2 separate regions of the Mus musculus genome follow, and region 1 is linked to region 2. A link is a loop called in an ENCODE intact Hi-C map of the cell type or tissue named here. Cell type or tissue: heart. All regions are shown on one strand. Links, peaks and the distances in the headings refer to the core of each region. The heading gives the core; the rest is flanking DNA. Region 1 overlaps Gm35197 (a long non-coding RNA gene). Region 2 overlaps Ednrb (endothelin receptor type B).

Region 1 (9,364 bases), core at 4,190-6,689, 74 kb after region 2:
GAAAATTTGATGGCATCATGTTAGGGTCTCCACACAAGTCTTTTGGGGGTTGCCTCATTTGGTGTTGCTATTGATTTAGGCTCTTGCTCACTCAAGCCTTGGGATGCTTGCCAGATCTCTTCACCTACCGCTGATGTTAATGTTCTGCACCATCTTAAGCAAAGATTCTAAAGTAAAGATTGTTCTGCTGTGTCTATCACTCTCAGAAGGGAAAGGGGTTAGAAATGCCACTTTTCCATGAATCAAAACATACAACAGATAGGAATAAAATGAGGTAATGATGTTTTCTGAGGAAGCAGATGGGGTTTCTTTCTCTGTACAGTGATGGGAAGCAAAGCATTGATTGAGCCAGGTCCCAGTGGGTGACATCACACTACAAAGTCCCTCCCTCAACACAGGTCCCAGTGGGTGACAGCACACTACAAAGTCCCTCCCTCACGAACAGCTGGACTCCTGGGCTGACATGTTTTCATCCTCAGCCCCACTCCCTCAACAGGAGCTACATCACCTTACAGAATAAAGCTGCGTTCCTCATTCTGAGAAAGATGAGGACACAGAACTATTATCTAGCCTCTCCTCTTACGGTACTGGGTAACTTCCAGGTAGACAAGGTACTTGCACAGAAAAAAAGGATAAGTTTCCACTGTGCAGTGGAAATAACCACCATACACCACACGCTACACACCACACACCTCACGCCACACACTGCATTAGCCATGGTCCATGAGGTGACCCTATCTACTTGACCTGGGTGTGTACAGGAACATAATCTGAAAGTCGCTGTATAGAATAATTGTTTAGGAAGATAGTGACTATGTTTTTTTTTAACTTTAACCAACCAACTTTAAAGAAAATGTTGAAAAGTATATAGGCTTTAAACATTTTTAGTCGGCTAAGTAACACTGTCCTAAACAACCTCAAATACTCAAGTAATGCTGGTTTAAATGAGAAAAGCCTGCTGATCAAACCTCTAGACTAAGCTGTCAAAAACACCCGAAAGAACAAGGCCATCATCCATGAGATAACCTGGTCTCATGTTGTCTTAGGGTTTTACTGCTGTGAACAGACACCATGACCAAGGCAACTCTTATAAAGTCAACATTTAATGGGGGCTGGCTTACAGGTTCAAAGAGAGTTTCAGTCCATTATCATTAAGGCAGAACATGGCAGCATCCAGGCAGTCATGGTGCAGGAGGAGCTGAGAGTTCTACATCTTCATATGAAGGCTGCTAGGAGAATACTGGCTTCCAGACAGCTAGGATGAGGATCTTAAGCCCACACCCACAGTGACACACCTACTCCAACAAGGCCACACCTCCTAGTAGTACTACACCCTGGGCCAAGCATATATAAACCATCACAAATGTACGTATCTGCTCTGTGCTAAAAGGCTTCTGATCTTACCACGAAGAAGAAAAAAAAAAGACAGCAATTCTAATTATTCTGTTTTAATTATATATAGGCATATAATCATGTATATATTGTCAGGTACAGGGTTTAGGTATTCACATGTATTGTGTAATAATCATATCAGGGTACTCCATATATCCATCACCTCAGCCATTTATCATTTACTTGTGGTGATAGTGTCCTAAAGCTCCTCCCTGAGGAAGTCTGGGGTTTATTTCCACCACCTGTAACCTTGTACTTAGTGAGTGACGTCGCTGTACTAGCCTCTCCTTCAGCCTCCCACACTTCTGGTAACCACTTTTCTTCTCCTTACTTTCACAAGATCAGCTTCTGTCAATTACACACGTTGAGTGAGAGCAACTGCCCCTTGTCTCTCTGTGCTGGGCTTATTGCATTCAATCTAGTATCCTCTAAAGTCATTCATGTTGGGACAAACGGCAGGGCTTCCTTCTTCCTATAGACTGAATAGCCCAGCATCATTCACATTTCCTCTGTTCTTGCATCCGTTGCTGCATGCTGAGGTTGTGTCTTGGTTACTTTGCTCTTACTGAGTCAAAATAGCACGGCCAAGGCAACTTATAAAATAAAGCTTCTAATTTGGGGCTCATGGTTGCAGGAGTTAGAGTCCCTGACAGTCATGGCAGGGAGCCCAGCATCAGGTGGGCAGGCAGGGCACTGAGCAGTGACTGTGGACTGCCATCTGACTCACACGCAGATGCTGTGAGAACTAACTGGGAATGGCCTAGACTATCAAAACCTCAAACCCTGCCCCAGTTCCACACCTCCCCCAACAAGGTCACATGCCCTGATCCTTCCCAAACAATTCCCCACACTGGGGACCAAGTATTCAAATATATGAGCCTATGGGGTTCATTCAATTCCAGCCACCACAGGCTGGTTCTATATCTTTGCTATTGGGAGCAGAGAGAGCAGCAATGAGTCTGTGGCGTGTATGATTATACCTCGGGCCTTAAAATTTTGCACATCCATGAATTTCTCGGGAAGTTCAGAGTAGAGCACAGGCCTAACGAATTTCCTTTTATGGTATTACAGGGACCTGAAAAGCGTTTACTAATTGTTCTGGTAGATGGATTGCAATGCTCTGCAACGGGTTTCTTCTCAACAGCCGCCACAGGCCACCATCTCACTAGAGAAGGGGACAGCTTTACCCACAATTCCTAGAACTGATACAAGTTACCCACAATTCCTAGAACTGATACAAGTGTAGAAGGAAGGGACTGATGTATTCCCAATTACAGCACAGATAATAGGTGACGGAGTCAGGACATGACTCCTGCGTATGACTTCTTCATTTCTGTGTGAGGATTCCCAGGTAAGAACCGTTGGCTGCTGGGAGCCATTCCTTTGGAATATGGGGCTTGTTTCTCTGCGGTCAGTCTGTCTGTCTGTTCGTTTGAGGTAGAAAAGGAGCTGTCAACCTGGATATGTCACTGTTCACATCTTCTAAAAATCTCAGAACTTTTAGTAGGATATAAGACTGACTTATTAAAGATTCAGCGCACAAAACCCTTACTGATGAGCAGTCTGTAGCGAGGGAATTAGACTGGCCTTGCTTTATTTGCTTTCATTGTTTAAAATTACTAATACACTTCTCACACGCCCATCACATAGGGCAAAATGTGGTTCAAAGATGTCATTATTTTTAACTCGTGGTACGGTTTTGTAAATATCCTATGCTTTATAATGACGAGTCTTTCAGTTTTTGAGACAGGGTTTCACCATGCATGTATCTCTGAGTGGCTTTAACTCACAGTGGAGTTTATGCTGGCTCTGAACCCTCCTGCCTCTGCTTCCCCAGTGCTGGGATGACAGGTGTCACCATGCCCAGACAGATGGTTCTGTCTAACAGGACTGCACTGAGATCTGGTTTCAACATCTGCCACTTGGATTTCTCCTGCAACTCAACCTGATGCGTGTCCAGGTTCACCTAGAAGGGATCCCGTGGTTTTACCGCCACTCCTTCTTTTCAAGGGACAGATGAAAATTAAAGGGCAAACGGACAAGGCGTCTCAGAGTTCTGAGTTCCTGGCATCCACTCCGTGCCTTATCCCAGAACATCAGTGCAGCCTCTGAGTATGTATGCATTTCTCAGGTTTCAAACTTTCATCACTGAGCTCAACTCAGAATATTTGAACCTCACTTTACACCATCACGTCTCGGCAGTCTTCTGTAATTAAGTTCAAAGCATCCCTTTTAGACTACACCAAAACTTTGCGGCACAAGCTTTGGCCACATTCAAATTATAAATCATAGGTGCTTAGGAGATCACACGAGTGCTTGAAGACTACCCGGGGAACGCAGGCACAGAAAATCCGTCTGCTTCCAGCTGAGACAATAGCTAAAGCGCAGACTGTGTGTGAGTCCTGCTTTCTTCTGTGACACACAAGCCTGCTCCTTCCTTTCCACAGAGCAGCAGCTGAGCGTGGCAAACGCGACTGAAGTGAAAACAGAGGCTGTAGCTTTGTTCAAAGGATACCTCAAAAACAACCACCTGTGTGGGCAGGCCTTTAATCCCAGCACCTGAGTTCAAGGCCAGCCTAGTTTCTAGTTGTCGTCTCTCTACAAAGAGAGTTCCAAGCTAACCAGGGCTATATAATACAATTCTCTTTCAGAGAGTGAGAGAGAGACAGAGACAGAGACAGAGACAGAGACAGAGACATAGACAAAGAGAGAGAGAAACAGGGACACACAGAGGAAGACCAAACAGGCCTTTTGGGTTTAGTACCAAGCACCTTTAATCCCAGCATTTGGAAGGCAAAGGAGAGCACACATCAATGTGTTCAAGAGCAGCCTGGTCTACAGACTGAGTTCCAGACCACCAGCCAGAGCGAGAGAGATCTCCTGTCTTGGGAAGGGGTGGGGTTGGGAGCGAGAATGCCTTGGAGTACATTTTGTCTCTCAGACTCCTGCACCTTCACAAAACAATAAACAAAAGAGGCAACCTCACCCACTACGCTTCCGTCTGAGAGCGTGCTTCCCAAAATACCGTCATTTGTCACTGTGTCCAGACGTCCTCAGCAGTGCTATACGAATGGGACAACTGCTGGAAAAGATCTCAGAGCAGGGCATAAAGAGTTTATCAGGGCTCAGTCACATCTGGAAAAGGGGGAGGGGTGTGTGTCTAGGGTTCAAATGTTCCAGGTAAAAAGATGCTAATGCAGATAGAGAAAGTGAGGAATTTGAACGAGATTACGAGGTTAAACTTCATACGACTTGATACAAGATTGTTTTGTTTGTTTGTTGTTTGTTTGCTTTGCATTTATCCTGTCTGCTAAAAAGGAACAGGAAGTTCCTGCCATCCACAGGAAGGTGGACCACTCAGAGGTGAGTCAGGAAGTTGCCTGGTAGGAAATTCCTCTCAACAATCATCTGTCCTGGCTATCGTTGGTTTAAGCTTTCTCTTAAGCACTAAAAATGTCTCCTTTCCCCTTAAAATAAGTAAGTGTCATTTGTAAATTTAAGGGGGAAAAGGGGATAACAGGGAGAAAGAAGAATGGAAAAGGGGATTCAGAAAATATTGAGGGATTTTCAAAAGAAAACAGAACAGCTCTCTGCAGGAATAGAGTCAACGCTAGAAGAAGATGAAGTAAAACCGCAATGGGAAGAAGCCGCTGACTGTGACCACGTGGTTCTGCACCAGCTCCCTACCTATAAAAACCCTGATCTCCAGCTCTATTCCAGGGCAGCCTAGGGGTGACTAGGTCATCACCAGAGTAGGGTCCAGTGGAGGTTTCAGATCGAATATAACTTCAGAGGATCCTGGGATCTTGTCTGTCCTTCTGTTCCCTTTGCATTCAGACCTTGGGGTGAGCAGCTTTCTGTCATGGTGTACTTAACCCAGATCCTTCCTGGCAGTCAGCCGAAGACTCCAAACCTGGGGGCTCAAGTAAACTCGGTCCTTTATAAGCTGCACTTATTTGTGACAGAAGCACAGCGCTCCCTGTGGACAGCGGCATTCTGAAGTTGAAGTGCTTTCATGTATAATACGAGGAAATAGAGTTTCCTTCTCTAGAATGAGTGTTCAGCGACAAACATGGGGTCCATTTACCCTCTCAGTAACACCTTAGGAGATGCAGTGGTTGAGCTGTGTATTAGTCAGGGTTCTCTAGAGTCACAGAACTTATGAATAGTCTCTAAATAGTAAAGGAATTTATTGATGACTTACAGTCGGCAGCCCAATTCCCAACAATTGTTCAGTCGCAGCTGTGAATGGAAGTCCAAGGATCTAGCAGTTACTCAGTCTCACGCAGCAAGCAGGCGAAGGAGCAAGAGCTCGAGCTAGACTCCCTTCTTCCAATGTCCTTATATTGTCTCCAGCAAAAGGTGTAGCCCAGATTAAAGGTGTGTTCCACCACACCTTTAATCCCAGATGAAAGGCATAGCCCAGATTAAAGGTGTGTTCCTTAACTCGGAGATTCAATCTTCTGGAATCCATAGCCACTATGGCTCAAGATCTTCAAACCAAGATCCAGATAAGGATCTCCAAGCCTCCAGATAAGGGTCACTGGTGAGCCTTCCAATTCCGGATTGTAGTTCATTCCAAATATTGTCAAGTTGACAACCAGGAATAGCCACTACAATCCACCCCTTGTCAACTTGACACAAATAATATCTCATGTTCACATGAAACAATAACAAGGTTGTAAATACGCCTAACATGATATAACTATCCCTCGTACAATCGCAAACGCATTAGTAAATTTACAATGGGCATTCATATTACTTTATAATCCTCGTTTCTGCAACTGGTTACGTGGCCTTAATTGGTATTTATAACTACCTTCCTCTACTACCCATTCTGTATTTCCTTCACCTTCAGCCAGCACCTCAGCAGGTCTTGGCTCTTTTCCTGGAGGATTGACCCATACCTTCATTCCTGATGGGTCTGCGTCCTTTGTCATCCTGCTTGGATTAGGCTGTTGTAGTTTCCCATTGACTTTAATCACAGGACATGGTAGTACTAAGAGACGCCCTAAGGGATCTCCTGCACTCCAGACATAATCTTGCTTACCACCATTGTGAAGAGGTAATCCAATTTCCCCATGGTAATCTGGATCTATCACCCCTCCTAACACTGTTATTCCTTTTTTAGCCTGTTGGTTTAAGGGCATTAGAAGCCCAAAATGACCAGGGGGAAGTCTGAGCTTCCAGTTCAATGAAATGTTTGTTGTAGCTCCTGGTAGGAGCACTCCCCTCTCTGGAGCCAAAACTTCTAAGCCAGCAGAACCTAGAGTTATGGGGACAGGAAGCAAAAATTTTCCTAGAGGGTCACTAGGAGTGATAGTAAGTGGAACTATTCCGTTTTCCACCCCTTGATTCCTGGACCCATGAATCCTGGCTATGGGTGAAACTGTACCATATATCGAGCGCTGATTCAAAGCATATACTGCCTTCTGAAGAACTCTGCCCCAGCCTTCCAAGCTGTTACCACCTAATTGGCGCTGTAACTGCGTCTTCAAAAGGCCATTCCATCTTTCTATCAGCCCAGCTGCTTCAGGATGATGGGGAATGTGGTAAGACCAGTGAATTCCATGATCGTGAGCCCACTGTCGTACTTCTCTGGCTGTGAAATGAGTTCCTTGGTCAGAAGCAATACTGTGTGGAATACCATGACGATAGATGAGGCATTCTGTCAGTCCGTGAATGGTGGTTTTAGCAGAGGCATTACGTGCAGGAAAGGCAAATCCATAACCAGAATAAGTATCTACTCCAGTAAGAACAAAACGCTGTCCTTTCCACGAAGGAAGTGGTCCAATGTAGTCAACCTGCCACCAGGTTGCTGGCTGGTCACCTCGAGGAATGGTGCCATATCTGGGGCTCAGTGTTGGTTTCTGCTGTTGGCAGATCTGGCAATCAGCAGCAGCAGTAGCCAGGTCAGCTTTGGTGAGTGGAAGCCCGTGTTGCTGAGCCCAAGCATAACCTCCATCTCGACCACCATGACCACTTTGTTCATGTGCCCATTGAGCAATGACAGGGATGGCTGGGGAGAGAGGCTGACTGTCCACAGAACGGGTCATCTTATCCACTTGATTATTGAACTCCTCCTCGGCTGAAGTCACCTTTTGGTGAGCATTTACATGGGACACAAATATCTTCACATCCTTTGCCCATTTGGAGAGATCTATCCACATACTTCTTCCCCAGATGTCTTTCTCACCAATTTTCCAATTGTGATCTTTCCAAGTCCCTGACCATCCAGCCAATCCATTGGCTACAGCCCATGAGTCAGTGTATAATCGTACATCTGGCCATTTCTTCTTGCAAACAAACTGTAATACCATGTGTACTGCCCGAAGTTCTGCCCACTGTGAAGATTTCCCTTCACCTGTGTCTTTCAAGGTTGTCCCAGAAAGGGGTTGTAATGCTGCAGCTGTCCACTTCTGGGTGGTGCCTGCATAACGTGCAGAGCCATCAGTAAACCAGGCTCTAGTCTTCTCCTCTTCGGTCAGTTGATCATAGGGAACACCCCATGAGGCTATAGGTGCATGCTTGGCAGCAGATGGCATTGTAACAGGAGTAGAAACCATAGGCATTTGAGCAACTTCTTCATGTAACTTGCTTGTGCCTTCAGGACCTGCTCTGGCCCGATCACGTATATACCACTTCCATTTGATAATAGACTGCTGCTGTGCGCGTCCCACTTTATGACTTGCAGGGTCTGATAGTACCCAGCTCATGATGGGTAGTTCAGGTCGCATAGTAACTTGGTGTCCTATTGTCAAACGTTCAGTTTCCACTAAGGCCCAATAGCAGGCCAAGAGCTGTTTTTCAAAGGGAGAATAGTTGTCTGCAGATGATGGCAGAGCTTTGCTCCAAAATCCCAAAGGTCTTTTCTGTGATTCACCTACAGGGGCCTGCCAGAGGCTCCAAACAGCATCTCTATCAGCCACAGACACCTCAAGTACCATCGGGTCTGCTGGGTCATATGGTCCAAGTGGTAGAGCAGCCTGCACAGCAGCCTGGACCTGTTGAAGGGCCTTCTCCTGTTCCAGGCCCCACACAAAGCTAGCAGCTTTCCGAGTCACTTGGTAAATAGGCCTAAGTAACACACCCAAGTGAGGGATGTGTTGTCTCCAGAATCCAAATAGACCCACTAAACGTTGTGCTTCTTTCTTGGTTGTAGGAGGGGCCAGGTGCAATAACTTATCTTTCACCTTAGAAGGAATATCTCTGCATGCCCCACACCACTGGACTCCTAAGAATTTCACTGAGGTAGATGGTCCTTGAATTTTGGTTGGATTTATTTCCCATCCTCTGATACGCATATGTGTTACCAATGAGTCCAAAGTGGTTGCTACTTCCTGCTCACTTGGTCCAATCAGCATAATGTCATCAATATAGTGCACCAATGTGATATTTTGTGGAAGATCCAAACGATCAAGATCCCTTCTAACTAAATTATGACACAGGGCAGGAGAGTTAATATATCCTTGAGGCAAAACTGTGAAGGTATACTGTTGGCCTTGCCAACTGAAAGCAAATTGCTTCTGGTGGTCCTTATGGACAGGTACTGAGAAGAAGGCATTTGCCAGATCAATAGCCGCATACCAGGTGCCAGGAGATGTGTTAATTTGCTCAAGTAAGGAAACTACATCTGGTACAGCAGCTGCAATTGGAGTTACTACCTGATTTAGTTTTCGGTAATCAACTGTCATTCTCCATGATCCATCTGTTTTCTGCACTGGCCAGATAGGAGAGTTAAATGGAGATGTGGTGGGAACCACCACCCCTGCATCTTTCAAGTCCTTGATAGTGGCAGTAATTTCTGCAATTCCTCCAGGAATACGATACTGTTTTTGATTCACTATTTTCTTTGGCAGAGGCAACTCTAAAGGCTTCCATTTGGCCTTTCCAACCATAATAGCCCTCACTCTACAGTTCAGGGAACCAATATGAGAATTCTGCCAATTTCTGAGTATATCTATCCCAATTA
Region 2 (9,364 bases), core at 4,655-7,154:
TGGAAGAAGCTAGTAGAGTATAGCCATAATTATGGTCAGATCTAAGTCATGATGATGATGATGACATGATGATGATATGATGAGCTAATTTTACACACTAGAACATATTTTCACTTTCTTCATTCTGTTCCTGTAACAAAAAAATTTTATATTACTTACTTAGAGAGTATATCATCTATAATGATCTAGAGAGAATCATTGACTTTTGTTGTTGATTCCTTTTAAGATGGAATCTCGATTAGCCTAGGCTAGCCTCCCCCCACCCCCAGGCTAGCCTTGAATTCACCATGTAGGCAAAAATATCCTTGAATTCTAGATTGTCCTTTTGCTTCGGCCTCCCAAATGACGGTAGTATGGGCTTGTACAACCTTGTCTAGTTTCACACTTACACACACACACACACACACACACACACACACACACATGTGCACATAGTGAATGTATAATATATTTTTAGATTTATTTTATGTATATGAAAGTTTTGCTTGTGTGCATGTGGACCACATGCCTGGTGCTCATATAGCTGGGAGCGGGGCAGCAATAGATGAACATGAGCCACTGTGGAGGTACTTGTACTAGCAATTTTAGTTCTCATTCACACTGACTATCTAACTGAAGGCTTGTTGTCCCGAGTCTTTATTTTGTAAATAGGATTAAATACCTACTTGAGGAGAGTGTGTGCTAGCTTTCTAAGGGCCTGTGGTTCTGTTTCAGAGACGAGAAGTGGCCAAGACAGTCTTCTGCCTGGTCCTCGTGTTTGCTCTCTGTTGGCTTCCCCTTCACCTCAGCCGGATCCTGAAGCTCACCCTGTATGACCAGAGCAATCCACACAGGTGTGAGCTTCTGAGGTAAGAGAAGAAAATCCAGTGGAACCCATGTGACATAAAAGGAGACGTGGCAGCTGTTCGGGGGAAGATAGAGGGGGTTGGAGAGGGTGCCAAGGGAGAGAGGTAAATAAAGAAGAACATGACATGTATGTGATGACATATATGTCATAACATGTATATCATAACATGTATGTCATATGTATGTATGAAACTCAGTAACCTGTGCTAACTTAGATTGAAAGAGAGAGAATAGAAACAATTATGGAATTGTCATCCAGCTGCTTCCCCATTATCAATCCATCTAATAGGCAGAAAGAATACTATTTTCTTATCCACCGAGGCCAATTAAGACCGATTTTCGATTGGCAATTGCTCTAGATGGGGTAAATTAGAGGGCCTGGAAAAGCCTTGGGAATGTAGGCACAGTCGTCAAAGTGATGAGTGACAAGATGAAAAGTGTCAGATCGGAGACATCAATGTTCAGATCAGTCCTCCCTCGCTTCCAAATGAGAATCTTATTTTTAAAAGAAATGCTGCATATTGGTGGTGAAGGTGGGATAGGGCAGTGGAGATGCCAAAGACAGACGGAGAAAGAGACAGGCAGGCAGAGACACAGACAGGCACCTCTGCTGGTAAATCAGTGGCTAAATAAAATTATTGCATGTAGGTGATTTGGGCTTTCTTCATAAAAACATAAAGGTGCAAGTTAAATACACACTTGGAGGGATGTAATCTTTAAAGACAACTTTGGGTTTCTTTCAGCTTTTTGTTGGTTTTGGACTACATTGGTATCAACATGGCTTCTTTGAACTCCTGCATCAATCCAATCGCTCTGTATTTGGTGAGCAAAAGATTCAAAAACTGCTTTAAGGTAAGAAACTCTTCTAAAATAAAATGTTTCCTGTGATCTGGCATCAAATATAGGCTTTAAAAAACACACCAATATTGCTATCTAGAGAGAGCTGGAAGATTGCTAATTTTCCCTGCCTTGCGATATATGTGATGGGTTGGGTTTTTTTGTTGTTGGTTTTTTTTTTTTTTTTTTTTTTTTTTTTGGTTTTTTGTTTTTTGTTTTTTGTTTTGTTTGTTTGTTTGTTTGATTGGTTTTGGTTTTTTTGAGGCAGGGTTTCTCTGTATAGACCTGTCTGTCCTGGGTCTCATTTTGTAGACCAGGCTGGCCTCGAACTCAGAAATCTGCCTGCCTCTGCCTCCCAAGTGCTGGGATTAAAGATGCATGCCACCACTGCCCTGCATATGTGATGTTTGTAAATATCACTTTTGCACTATAGGAAATATTTGCTTATAAATCCTTGACAATAGTAAGCCATGCCCTGATGCCTTAGCCACTCACCAGTACTATTAGAATTGTGTAGCTTAATAAAATTACATATATTGATAATCACTGTCATGTAGTCAGATAAGAATGAAACCCAGTTAGATGCAGTGTTCCTCTGATCTTGGTAGACTTTTTTTTTTATTGTTCAACTACAATTTGGGTTATAAGAAAGTTAATCTCTTTTTCTCATGGACGGTGGGAATAAAGTCAAGGGCTAGGAGATGGCTCAGAGGGTAAGGGTTCTTGCTCTGCAGGTGGGTAAAGGTTCCAGTGCCCAGCACTGATGGGGAAAGTGGGGCATGCCGTGCTGGGTGAGGGGAAGAAAAGATCTCTCTGCTTTCAAGGCCAGTTTGAGTTATACAGTAAGGTCCTATCTTAAAACACCAAAGAAAGAAGGGCAGTGGAGGGGCGGGGGATATAAGGCATGGCTACCCACATGCCTATAATTCTAGTGATAGGATTTCTGGAGATTGGTAGGCATTAGCTTAGCTCCAGGTTCAGTAAGAGACACTGTCTTAGGGAAATAAGGTGGTGGGGGATAGATCAGGACACTCAATGTCCTCCTCTGGGGCATCACACACATCTCCCCCACCTCACCCACACACACATAGTAAGTATAAAAAATTAAGATCATTTCTACTCCATCCTTCCTCCCATCTATGTGTAGTGGCAATCTGCTACTCCATGTAGAATATAAGTCTACCTTCTTACCTCAGATGCTGGCAATATGACACCCATTCTTCCACTCAGCCATTCTCTCAATAATGCAACACCAAGTAAAATATGCCTCCCCTCGCAAGAGAATGGACACTGTCACTGGTATTTCATTATCTGAAAATCAAAATTCATTTCCTCGTAAACACTGAGATAGTTGAAAACATCCTTGCCCATTCATAACTAAGAAATTAGTGATGGAAGAGAACTTTTATCCAAACCAACTCCTTTCTTTACAGAACAGAAACCCCGCTAGTTCCCTGAGCATAGAGTTTATCATAACACAAACAGAAAACCTATTTGCTTAGACCCATAGACTATCATAAAACAAACGGACTGAACAGAGTTTTAAAAATTTAAAAACTCCAGTGAAAAGTGGAAAAATAAAATCAAGGTACTTGCATCCTTTATAAATTCATAGCACAACAATATGGAAAATGCACGCAAGAGTAACATGTAGGTTTCAAATAGCTAGGCAGTATTAAACTCATTGACATGGGAGGAAATGTATGTCAGTGTCAAGTGAGGAAAAGCAGATTATGGGGCACAGACACTAGTTACCTAAGTCTGAACACAGGCACGTGTGCAATTGTAGTATTTGTGTTCTCGAAGAAAAAATGTTTGACTTTCACTGTTGTGACACATCAAGAATCGATTTCCAAGTAAATAAGATAAAGTGTCAAAAGTTAAGGTGGCTTTCGGGGCTAAAGAGATGACTCAGCAGGAAAGAGCACTTGGTGAGCAAGCTTGTGGACATGAGTTCAAACCCAAGCTCCCCTGTAAAAAGCCAGGCTTGCCTGCCTAAACCTGTAACCCTAGCTTTACAGGACAGAGACAAAGAAATCCTAAAGACACCTGATCAGTCAGCTAGGCAGACAGAGTGAGTGAGCTTCAGGTTCAATGAGAGATTTGTCTCAAGAGAATAAGAGAAAAAGCAATAGAAAGAAACAACAGACACCCTCCTCTGGCCTCTTGTGTGGTGCGCGCACACACACACACACACACACACACAGAGAGAGAGAGAGAGAGAGAGATACACACATATACTAAAAACAATTAGTGACTGTTTCTTAAGTAATGTTAATTCCATAAGTTTTTTTTTCTTTGTACTTCATAGTTGCAAAAAATTAGCACATCCCACAAATGTGATCGCCTTTTCAATTTCTAAAAATTTTATTTATTACTATTGTGTGAATGCAAGGTATATATGCATCACATGATGCATAAGTGCTACTATGTGTGTGTGTGTGCATGTGTGTATCAGAATCTGTGCACACACACACACACACATGTGCATGTGTGTGTGCACATAGACAACTTTCAGATGTCTGTTCTCTTTCCACCATGAGTTCTAGTGCTCAAACATGTCTCCAGGCCATCTTGCTGGCCTTAATTGCATCTCTTTTTTAAGGGGGGGGGGTAAAGGGGGTATGGAAAGAGAGGGAACCGGAACCCCACACTTGCAAGGATAGTCAGAGCCCCAGCGCAAGAAGAGCAGAGCGGTGGCCGTGTGCCTGAGTACGCATGTAATGGTCGTTCTGTTTCATACAGTCATGTTTGTGCTGCTGGTGCCAAACGTTTGAGGAAAAGCAGTCCTTGGAGGAGAAGCAGTCCTGCCTGAAGTTCAAAGCCAACGATCACGGATATGACAACTTCCGGTCCAGCAATAAATACAGCTCGTCTTGAAGGCAAGAACACTCGCCGAATCTCACTGTCCTCATTGTGGACAGATACCATTAAAACAAAATGAAACCGTTGCCAAATCAAAATGGAAAAAACCATGCTAGCAGAAAGGTGTGCGCGCGTGTGAGAGGGATTATTTTTAACTGTTCTGACGCTCAACACCGGATATATTCACGGGCTGTTTACAACCTAAGAAAGCTGTGGGAAGGAATGAAGCCCTCCTCCGTGGGGAAGCACTTAGATTCTTAGTCAGCACTTCAGCAGAGCTCTTAAAAGCCCCTAGTGCGTTCACATGCCACTTACGTTTAAAAAAACGAGAACTTCACTGAAGTTCTGTTCAGGAGTTTATTATCCAGTCCTATGAATCTGGATTCAAGAAAGCATGACATTGCAAAACAATTCTTAAAACGAAGTTTCAATTGCTTAATTTGAAACTTAAAAAAAAAAAAACTAATAAATTTTTATGCATACTATCATACCCACTAATCTGATTGTAACTATATGCAAAAGAAAAGGCAATATGGTTGGTAAACTTTTTTGGTCATTACCAACATTGAAATGATCAGAATTCGGGGGAAGAAAAGACAGCCTGCGAATGCCACAGAGAAAACATGGGAAAGCGTGAGCTGCTATGCCTGAGACTTCTGAAATTCCCTCACACATACTCTGCAGAAAGACACAAAACAGAACACTACCTATGATTTCTTTAAAGTTCTTTCAAATATCCTTTCATGATTGAAGTTTAAATTCCATGTGTTCAACTTCATCATCTGTAAATACTTAGCTATTAGCTATAAGCACTACACGTAGAGGACTTAACAAAGGGCAGGTCCCAGCGTTCGTAGCTTTCTGACAAAGAGATGCCAGTAACCCGGTTATAGACAGAATGTGAATTGCCCGGTGCAGTGTCCACATGGCAAAGAAGCAGGGAGCATCCTTTCAGCCATGCTGTAGAGAAAATGGTCCACAGCACAATATGATAGCGAAAATACCGTGGTTTAACGCCATAGAAAATAGTCACTGTAACCAGCTCTCTCGGAGGCATACTACCAACTTTTTATGTTATTCCTGAAAATAGCCAATAGAAAGGCGTTCTGGACATGGTGCTTTTTCTAAAACGTAGAAGCCAAACTGCTTCGGGGTCTGCAAGATCCTCCTCTTTGCGCATTCTTGTCTAGGTTTTTTTTTTTTTTTTTTAATCTCCTTCCACGACGTGCCTTAGGTTCACTCCGGATGAGCGGTGTGTGAAAGAATGCCCAAGAGAAAACTGAAGAGAGAGGAAATGAGGTGGGGCCAGAGGAAGCCCGTGGGGAAATATTCCCATTCTTAGCCCTGTGTTCGTCACTGCCACGTCATGTCGGTGTGAAAGGTCCTGGTTCGGCTCCAGCAAAACAAAGCGCAGCGTTCTCAGCGTGACTCGGGAACAAACCAAGCCCGAGAGCTTTAACCTTGTCTTAAAATATAACAGATTTTCCTTCCTTCCTTTTTCTCTTTCTTCTCTTCTCTTCTCTTCTCTTCTCTTCTCTTCTCTTCTCTTCTCTTCTCTTCTTTTCATAACCCAGGCCACATGTTGAAAATGAGCTTAACAATGCAGTTTTCTACCAAAATCATTGTGACAATACAATAAACCCAAACGGGACAATGAGGTAAAAAACCAAGAACAATACTGAATCCACGTGACACATGACTCTCTTTAGGAGTCACCCACAGTTCTTGTGTGTACAGATTGCTTTTTAATCATAAAGGACGCCCCAGATCTTCAATTTTAAGTTAGTTATTGGCTCCCCAGTAGTTTCACAGCGTGGATATATTTTTAATTTTTACTAAGTTTTAGATTGGTTTTATTGTTGTGTTCTAAATTCTTAAGTCCTAACATCTTTGTTTAACCCAGATGTTCCTTCCCTCTTCATGGGCAATAATCGTCCTGCCAAATTATGAAATGGCATAAGAATACTATTCACATAATATATACAATAAAACTATATTAAGTGGCTTTTTTATTAAAAATTTTAGCACACAGACCAAGGGTGATAAGAAAAAAAACATGATTCCCTTGCATAATTAAAACCAAGATAAGAGAAGGTACCATCTAATTTAAAGCATATTTTCTAACATTTAAGTAGCCTAATATAGCAATGCATAAAAATAGTGTTAACAAGGATGTTAGAGGTCAAACGATTTGTAAGTGACTTCAGCCTATTTTCTCCCAAATTATTTACTGCTATTTTTGGTCTGTGTTCAAACATTTTCAGTATTGATAATGTGCAACAGCCAAAGGAACACTGTTTTCATCCAAATGCGGGTGTGTTGTACCTAACATGCACTTGTAATAAAGCCGTGTAAAATAACTGTGTTTTGTTTTGCTCTGGTCACCTAAAGTGGCAGCTTGTGTCGTTGCTAACTTCTTGTTGAGTAAGCAAAACCAATAAACGTTCAAATGGTTTAAAAGAGCAGCTTATCTTTCGCTACTCATTCATAAATCCTAAGTCAATCATTAAAATGAATAGAGATGCTGTAACTGTGCCTGCTCCTTGCCGGCAGGCCCAGGAGAGAGGAGAGAACTGCTGGTCCCGCCCACCGGGGTCTCTCTGGGGCTGAGCAGGATGGTGAGTGTCCACAGCCCAAAGAAACGCACCGAGCTGGGAGTCTTGTTGAAGCAGGAACTCAACTTTATGGCATCAGCCTCTCTTAAATAAGTTCAGAACATTGGGAGGGGATTTTTGGTGGGGTAAGATGACATTGAAGACATGGAATGGTGACAGAGGGTATGGAGGGACTGACAATGGCAGAGCTCTACATCAGCAACAGGGCAAAGGCAGGGCCAAACAGGTCTTGCTGAGTCACTCTGATAACAGAAGTGACTGAGGCAGGTCACAAAATTAGAGCCAGGCTTAGGCTCTCCCACAACGCTGCAGAAACTCGAGCCAGGCTGGGGCTTATCCTCAAGGCCCAAACCAGGGCCAAAATGGGGCCCAACAGTAAATGGACATCATTTATGTTAAACACATAATTATCAAGGAAAGTGAATTTAAATGCCACTATAATGGCCTTGCTATGTCTTATTACACATATGTAGCTATCACTCATGGTTGATCATTTTCTGATCACACATACTTAGCCATCCTTCCCAGTTGATCATTTTCTAATTTCACATATTGGGGATCCTTCTTATGTACACATAGAGAGTAAGGAAAGTTCTCTCTGAACAGGGTGTGTGCCATCTCCATTCTGTGCGCATGCATAAAAGCTGTAAGTGAAGTATTGGTGCCACATTTTAAAGTATGAGTGAGTGAATAAGCCAATAAGCATCTTAGGAAACTTGCAATTAATGTGGGAGATGCATGAAGAAGCAAAAGAAAAAGTCCACATGATTAGGCTTGATTTTCCCAGAGATGTAAGACAAAGGAAACCAAATCAAGGTGCTTAATATTCAAAAGAAAACTTAGAAATTCAGATAGTGCTCTTGAAATTTGAAAATATGGTAGAAGAGATAAAAGACAAAAGTCAAGACCTCCGAAGGCTAAAATTGACAACAAATAGCATGTGAAGGGCCTCTCCCAAACTGCTCAGTAAGCTGACAACCAGACTGTGCTCAGTAAGCTGAGAACCAGGAAGGAAACCAGGGAAGGAAGCCCTGGAAAGGTGAGTTCAACACAGGAAACTCAATGATTAACGTCAGCATGGTGCACTGCAAATACTTCTGCTTGTCTAAGAAGCAGTCAGTCCAATAAAAGCAGAAGAATGGAGAAAGTAGAGTGCTGAACGAGAGAAAAGTTAAAAACTGAAAGATGCCTGGTATATTGGAAGATATTCATAGGCATTTATAGCTCTACAATGGCCTCTGGGGATAAATGAATGGTAGTTACAAGAAAACGCTGATGTTAGATGCTTGTGAAGGGCTGGAGAGATGGCTCATCAGTTAATAGCCGTGGTTGTTCTTATAGAGGATCTGAATTCAGTCCCTGGCACCCACAGTGTGGCTCCCAAGCATCTTGAACCTCCATTTCCAAGGGTTCTGACATCTACTTTTAACCCCCTTGGGCAACTACAGGCATGCATGAGGTATGCAGACATACCTGCAGTCAAAACATCTATACTTAAAAAATAATAATAAGTAAATAGTAAATAAAAATAAATCTTTTTAATTTAAAAAAAAAACAACTGCTGTTCTTCCTATAACTTCTTTCTTGTGTAGAAAATATATACACATTTGTAATGTCATGACTTGAATAACAACAAATTGACCTTGTAAAAAATAACACTTTTAATCAAAGCAATGAGTGCAGTTTCATCTCTCTCTCTTCTCTAAGTCCCTGCCTCCCACTTTCCCTCTCCACCCTCCCCCATCCCCTCTTTCTCCATTCCCATTCAGAAAAGGGCAGGCCTCCATGAATAGCTGTCAACCATGATGATATCAAGTTGCAGTAAGATGAGGCACCTTCCCTCATATTAAGCCTGGACTAGGCAACCCGGAAGAGGAAAAGGTCTCTAAGCAGGCAAGAGTCAGACAGTCCCTGCTCTCACTGTTAGGAGTCCCACAAGAAGACCAAGCTATACAACTGTAGCATCTATGCAGAGGGCCTAGGTCAGTCCTGTGCAGGCTCCCTGATGTCAGTTCCTTCTCTGTTAGCCAGTATGACCCTGTGTTGGTTGTTTCTCTGGGTTTTCTTGTGTCCTTGACCCCTCTGGCTCCTGCAGTTCTTCTTCCCCTCTTCCACAGGATTCCCCAGCTCTGCCTCATGTTTGGCTGAGGGGCTTTGCATGTTTCCCTAAGTTACCAGGTAAAGCCTCTTTGATGACAATT

Evidence for each region. Peaks named below come from ENCODE experiments on the same cell type or tissue, not always from the same donor. Only the 100,000 strongest peaks of a DNase experiment are listed, where the experiment ranks them.
Region 1: it touches region 2 in a loop (1.9-fold over the local background); 2 of 42 quality-filtered maps call a loop at or near these places.

What each region holds. Positions count from the first base shown.
Region 1 is chr14:103,737,376-103,746,739 of GRCm38, reverse strand. The region is part of intron 1 of Gm35197 (a long non-coding RNA gene); the gene reads right to left. Among named protein-coding and RNA genes, the nearest start is that of Gm35197, 23 kb to the right of the region's middle. In heart, for the core only: a CTCF peak has its summit at 5,371; a DNase peak (open chromatin) is centred at 4,429.
Region 2 is chr14:103,812,265-103,821,628 of GRCm38, reverse strand. Ednrb (endothelin receptor type B) reads left to right here. Exons shown (of 8, transcript NM_001136061.2): 6 at 715-848; 7 at 1,590-1,698; 8 at 4,429-7,014. The coding sequence ends at 4,563. The region is part of intron 1 of Gm35197 (a long non-coding RNA gene); the gene reads right to left. Among named protein-coding and RNA genes, the nearest start is that of Ednrb, 28 kb to the left of the region's middle. In heart, for the core only: no CTCF peak of the experiment used is centred there; a DNase peak (open chromatin) is centred at 5,888; H3K27ac peaks cover 447 bases.